Linked DNA regions of Homo sapiens: region 1 is linked to region 2. The links are chromatin loops, found by intact Hi-C in ENCODE. Cell type or tissue: Calu3. All regions are shown on one strand. Links, peaks and the distances in the headings refer to the core of each region. The heading gives the core; the rest is flanking DNA.

What was found. Hi-C counts contacts between places; a loop is a spot of excess contacts. Peaks named below come from ENCODE experiments on the same cell type or tissue, not always from the same donor. Only the 100,000 strongest peaks of a DNase experiment are listed, where the experiment ranks them.
Region 1: a loop joins it to region 2, with 5 times the contacts of the local background. A loop is called at or near these places in 28 of 110 quality-filtered maps.

What each region holds. Positions count from the first base shown.
Region 1 is chr11:35,008,324-35,011,240 of GRCh38, reverse strand. It overlaps LOC105376626 (a long non-coding RNA gene), which reads left to right. Exons shown (of 4, transcript XR_001748180.2): 4 at 1-2,917. Among named protein-coding and RNA genes, the nearest start is that of MIR1343, 68 kb to the right of the region's middle. In Calu3, for the core only: no CTCF peak of the experiment used is centred there; DNase peaks (open chromatin) are centred at 1,040 and 1,740.
Region 2 is chr11:35,144,039-35,146,955 of GRCh38, reverse strand. The region is part of intron 1 of CD44 (CD44 molecule (IN blood group)); the gene reads right to left. Among named protein-coding and RNA genes, the nearest start is that of CD44, 6.3 kb to the right of the region's middle. RefSeq lists an enhancer at 2,386-2,445 and a silencer at 2,616-2,665. In Calu3, for the core only: no CTCF peak of the experiment used is centred there; DNase peaks (open chromatin) are centred at 775 and 1,495.

The DNA of each region.
Region 1 (2,917 bases), core at 187-2,686, 140 kb after region 2:
GAAGAAATAGAGAGAGGTTGAGTAACTTGACCCATTATCCAGTAGTTTTAAGGCTGGGGTTTGTATTTTTAACCACCATATGCAGGATAATGGGCAGATCTGAGGACTAAGCTTCCTTGACGTTTGCATGCTTAGAAGGTTACAGAGGGAGTGTGAGAATCACAGTTAATCTGCAAATCAATGGTATATACCGAAAATCAGGACAGGGGCCAGAGTGTCCTCACTGTTACCTGTTGGATTCCCTTGGCATTATTTAGTGCACAACATTACCATAGGAAAATCACAAGCACTTTTATGGCAATGGTGTAAATTAGGAGGATTCTGACAGTAAAGCCCAGAGTCATTCCAAGATAAAACGATCAGTTTGGGATCTCTTGGCCACCTACTGACCTGTCAGTGTATTGAGGCAGTTTGGGGTAGGAAGTATGTCAAATGATACTGGAGGAGGGAATACAAGAGGCCGGGCAGAGAGTGACTTATTTATTAATTATCTATTTATTTATTTTTGGTTGAGGCAGAGTCTCGCTATGTTGCCTAGGCTGGTCTCGAACTCCCACCTTGGCTCCCAAAGTGCTGGGATTACAGGTGTGAGCCACCATGCCCAGCCCCAGAGAGTGACTCTTGACTAGTTTGGAGAAATAAACTGACTTCAAGGGTCTTCAAAACACAGCCACTTGGAGGTCCTGACTGCCCTTTTCTGATCTCCAGCATGAGCCTCTGCAGAAGCAAGTGCCTTTCACTGAGTCTGACCCTAGCTGAGTGAGATCTTTGCAGAGGAAAGGACAACATGCTTATTTTTTTTAAATGGGCCCATAAGAACCCCGAAACCAAACAAGAAAATCAGGAAAGTTTCTTGTTAGTCTACTACAGACAGGTAGTGATGAGAACTTGGAATACTATCTAGATTCTGAGCTCATTGCTCTAGGGCCCAGGGTCCCAAATGGTGCCTCTTTTCAATGCTTATTTACCATAGTTTCATAGAAACATGACCAAGTGTCAGTTAGTTCTTTACCCTTCGGGTTTTTTCCATCATTAATCCTCTTGGCACAGGGTGGGGCTGAGCTGGGAACAATATCATATAACTCTAGTTGCAGCTGTCCTTATGCAAACCAGCATATCCGCAAGTTACCATGACCTTTTGGGGGAAACCAACATAACAGTGCTGGTGGACACAGCTTCAGGCTGCTAGAGGTCACTGATATGTACCATTGCAACTTGGAAGGAATTCCATATATTGATACTTTCTTTGATTCTATCAACCAAACGGCTTTGTGGGGCACATGCTATAGTACTGAATGAAATACCTTTCTTTCCCTTGAGCCAAAAGCACATAATAAGCTATAGATTCTTTGCTGCTATGCCATTGATTTACCTACTGTACTTTGTAACCCAGGAGGGCTATGAATCATCCTTCCTAATTTCAGCTTCACAAAACAGGTTGCTTTTAATACAATCTCTTCTTTATCTAGATTTATTTGTTCTGAACCCTAACACATTCTTAGGGCATTATTTCTTACTGAAGACAACTCTCCCTTAGTGTTTGTTTAATGGTAATTTTTTATTCAAGTTCTTCCTGGGTGTCCGCTTGCCCTTTAATTTTCTTTTTCACAGTGCTTTATATTCCTAGGAATACCTGAGTCACAAGTGGTCAGATTGCCAGCATTCAGCAATCCCAGGCAGGGGGCAGATTTTATTGCCTTTCTCTCTTCTCCTCCACGGGTTGCTCAACAGTGTTAACATTCTGATTTCTTTTAGGAGTGGAGCTCCAAGATAATCTCTTACCCTGCCCTTCTTACTCATTAACTTTAATTTCCAAAAAATGCCGCCGATACCATTCAAACACTAGTTCAGGAATTACCACGTGCTGGGCACTGTACTGGGTGCTGGAGATACTGAGAAGAAGAAACATGATCTGTTCTCAGGAAGCTCACAATATGGTGAATGTGATAATTAAGGTCATGATTAAACAAAGCAGGAAGTACTCCAAGAAAGGTGAGCAAGGCATTACAGGTATGCAGAGGATTGCTTGACCCAACCTGGAAGAATCCAGAAAAACTCATCCAAGGCTGGGCACAGTAGCTCATGCCTGTAATCCCAGCACTTTGGGAGGCTGAGGTGGGCGGATTGCCTGAGGTCAGGAGTTCAAGACCAGCCTGGCTAACATGGTGAAAACCCATCTCTACTAAAAATACCAAAAAATTAGCCAGTTATGTTGGCGTACGCCTGCAGTCTCAGCTACTCGGGAGGCTGAGGCAGGAGAATCGCTTGAACCCCCCGGGAGGTGGAGGTTGCACCGAGCCAAGATCATGCCATGCACTCCAGTCTGGGCAACAGAGGGAGACTCTGTCTCAAACAAAACCCATCCAAGAGCCAAGAAGAGGTTATGCTTGACCTGAACCTTAAAATACAAGTAGCTGTCATTTTGGGGGAGTCCAAACAATGGATGGGTTGATGTGGATACAGCAAAGGACATAATTAAAGAGTCATGGCCAGATCATGAAGGATTTTGTTCCTCGGGCTAAGAAATTTTAGCTTTACCTTAAAGTAGAGGAGCTACCAATTCCGAGCTACAGCGAGGAATCGTAATATAGCATTGTATCATGTATGAAAGGACAAAATTCATGCTACTTTCCTAAAAGTAAGATTCTGTGTCCCCGTTTGCTTCATCTAATATTGCTTCTTGGCCCCAGCAATAGCACACAGAGCACCGGAAAACTAGTTCAGGCTTATCACCAATTCCTGAAGCCAGTCTACCTCTCCAGGACACTTAGAGCCATGACCTTCTCCAAGCTCTCCAAGATCGCTGTGCTTGTTGCATATTCTGGTCTGCAGAAGGTGAAAGGGTACTAATCATCCTAGAAGCCTTCCTGGAACAGGATCTCTTTGCCTAGGGTCATAAAATGAGGGATCCAGATGG
Region 2 (2,917 bases), core at 88-2,587:
AACTCAGAATATGCATTGGCAGAAGTTTCCATTACAACTTCCTCCTCCTTCATTTTTGCAATTCTAACCCCTTCCTCTGACATCATGTTTAAAAGCTCAGTGGATGTTATGACCTCACCCACAACTAGATTCCCAAATGAAGTTTTTGAAAACAACTACAGTACTTCCAGGTACAATCGTCTGGATTTCTAGGGTGCCTCGATATCTTAATATACCAAGAGAAGCACTCTAACATAGTGACAAAGAGCATGAACTCTGTAGCCAGATGTGAGTTTGAATCCCAGCGCCATCACTTATCAGCTGCATGGCCTTGGGCAAGCTACTTAAATTCTCTGTGCCTCAGTTTCCTCATATGTAAAAGACAGATAATAACAGCACCACCTTCATGAAGTCAGTGTTTGGATTAAACAAGGCAGTATATAGGAAACAATTAGAATGGCGCTGGTACATGGTCAACACTCTGTAAGTGTTTGCTATTATTACTAATAGTGGTGAGGGTTCTCAGAAACATAGAACTTGTGCAAAGATGCAAACAGAAAAAGCGTAAGAGCTCTCAAAAACAAATGAACTTTCAGGCACTGCGAAGGAGACTTGCAATGCCACAACAGCAGATGCTCAAAATGACTGGTCTATGTGAATAATCTCTTCCCTCAACCCCGGAGTTTTGCAATTAACCTTTACTTTTAAAAGCTGAAGACCTGAAAGTTTCTGGGACCTGAGTTTTGCAAATCACCTCCTTGGTGACTCAGTCCCTCCCCACCCACCTGAGATCTGTCTGCCCACACTTGCACTTCGCAGGGACACTTACCTCAGGAGGACACACCCAGGCAGCCAGTGCAACTCAAACTCGGGGAGATCTGGCTCTGTGAGTTTCCATCGTTCCCCACCCCCACAAGACCCACCCCCTCATTCTGTGTTTGTCTCCCTGTCTCTCAGGTCTAGCTGGGCAGACAATCTTTGGGAAGACAAAACCTGCCCCAGTTATGGGTAATTTCTGACATCACAAGCTCTGTGGAGAGGAGACACCGTTTGCCATTGCCAAAGTGGCTCCCCGTCGGATGTCAGGATTCCCTACGGATTTGCCCCCGAAGAAGCTATGGTAGTATCTGGTCAGATGACAGCTTGATAATTGCCCAAAGAGACCGACAGAGAAGGCAAGAATCTCCCGCATCTCCCATATAGTACTTCTACTTCTCTCCTCTGCCACCACCTTCCAGAAGCAGACATGGGGGTTGGAGGAGTGTGGGCCTCTCACCCAAGGATCTCAACCTCGTATCAGTATCTCCAAAATAACTAGAACCCCAAGGTGGCTGCTGCTGGGGAGTGTTTTTGTTTTGAGGCTTAAATTTGGGGTTGGTGTCCTCATCTCACTGGCTCCCACTCCCTTCTCAGCCCAACTATCTAGTAACCCTGTCTTTAGCCAGATGTCCCCAGCGGTCACAGCAGGCAGCCACCAAAGCCGCAAACAAACAGATGGGTGAGCTCACTGTTTGGGGTAGACCAAACATGAGGCCTGTGGTGGGCAGTCAGCCAGCCAAGTCAGCCCTGTCCTGAGCAACACAGCCATCACCATGGTTCTCACTTACACATAAATGTATTTGCACCTTAGCCCATACTGACAGCATGCTTCCATATATATAGATATCATGACTTTTATATTCTAGACATTCATTGCAGTTCAACAGTTATGGGTCAATATTACTGGGATCTGGGCCCACAAAAATGAATGTGACATGATCCCTGTTATCAGGGGACTCCCCCAGTGCTGCAGAAGACAGGAGAAGATACATTGGAATTTGTTTTGTTGTGGTTATTTTCCCCTTTAAGGGGCATGAAAGTCTTTAGCATTCTTTGGCATCACCAATTCCCACCACACACATAGATCCTTCAGGCATGTACTTATAGGCATACCTGCAATGTGCATATGTCCACATCCAGCAAACAAGAATCAAACATGTGGCTTATCTTGGTACGTCACCCAGTGGGGCAATTGAGCAATGGAGAGGGGAGGAATATGAAATACTTACCTCCAAAGTACACATGTCCTGAATCAAACATTAATTTAATTGACACCATCCTAGTTAAGGAGTTGTAAAGATGTGAATTTCTTTATGCAAAAAGCATTTTTAAAAAGTGTTTGACTTTCAATTACATTAAGTCATGTATTTATTTGTGGAAAAATATATAAACATTTAGTCAAAATATGCACTAGACATCAATTGGTAGAGTGTTTGCATATTTGAGATCCTGACTCTCCCAGAAAATCTGGAACGCACAATGACTGTATCCATGCCTGGCCAGACTCCAGAACCACAAACTTTAGAAAGCACCCCTTCCGGTTTACTCTGGCAAGTTGGGCTTGCCTCGCAAACCCAGTTGGGCAGCTGTGGGGGGTACACTTAAAAAAAATTCAACCTGCTAAGTGAGTGAAAAGTGGGATTCAAATTTAAGGTAGAAGGTATCAACCTACCCTGCCATTCTAAAGAACGCCTACAACCTTCCCATTAAAGCAGGGACACAAAGGAAATTGAGTCATCGGTTTCTTGCTGTGCAAACCCCAGAATTTCTCTCTGAGGCAGAAAAAGATCCCCTTTGAAAACTACACGGTGCCTGGTAGCATCTGCCACCTGCTTCAGCTCATTCTTTCGCAAGAACCACTTCCCTTTCAGGCTCTTCGGTGGAGTGACCTAAAGCGAAGGTGCCGGGGAAGCACAATTGCAGTTACTCTCTTATCCCCAGCCCCAGCCCCAGCCAGGAGGCAGTGCTGAGGAGGCCCAGGTGATCTCCAACCACCTCCTCTCCATCAGGGGACCCCAGCCTTGAAGCATCTGACACTGCAGGTGGATCCGAAACCTCACTTGGGTGGCCACATGTCACCTAGAGCCACACACTGGGTTTCAGTTCAAGACCCATGTCA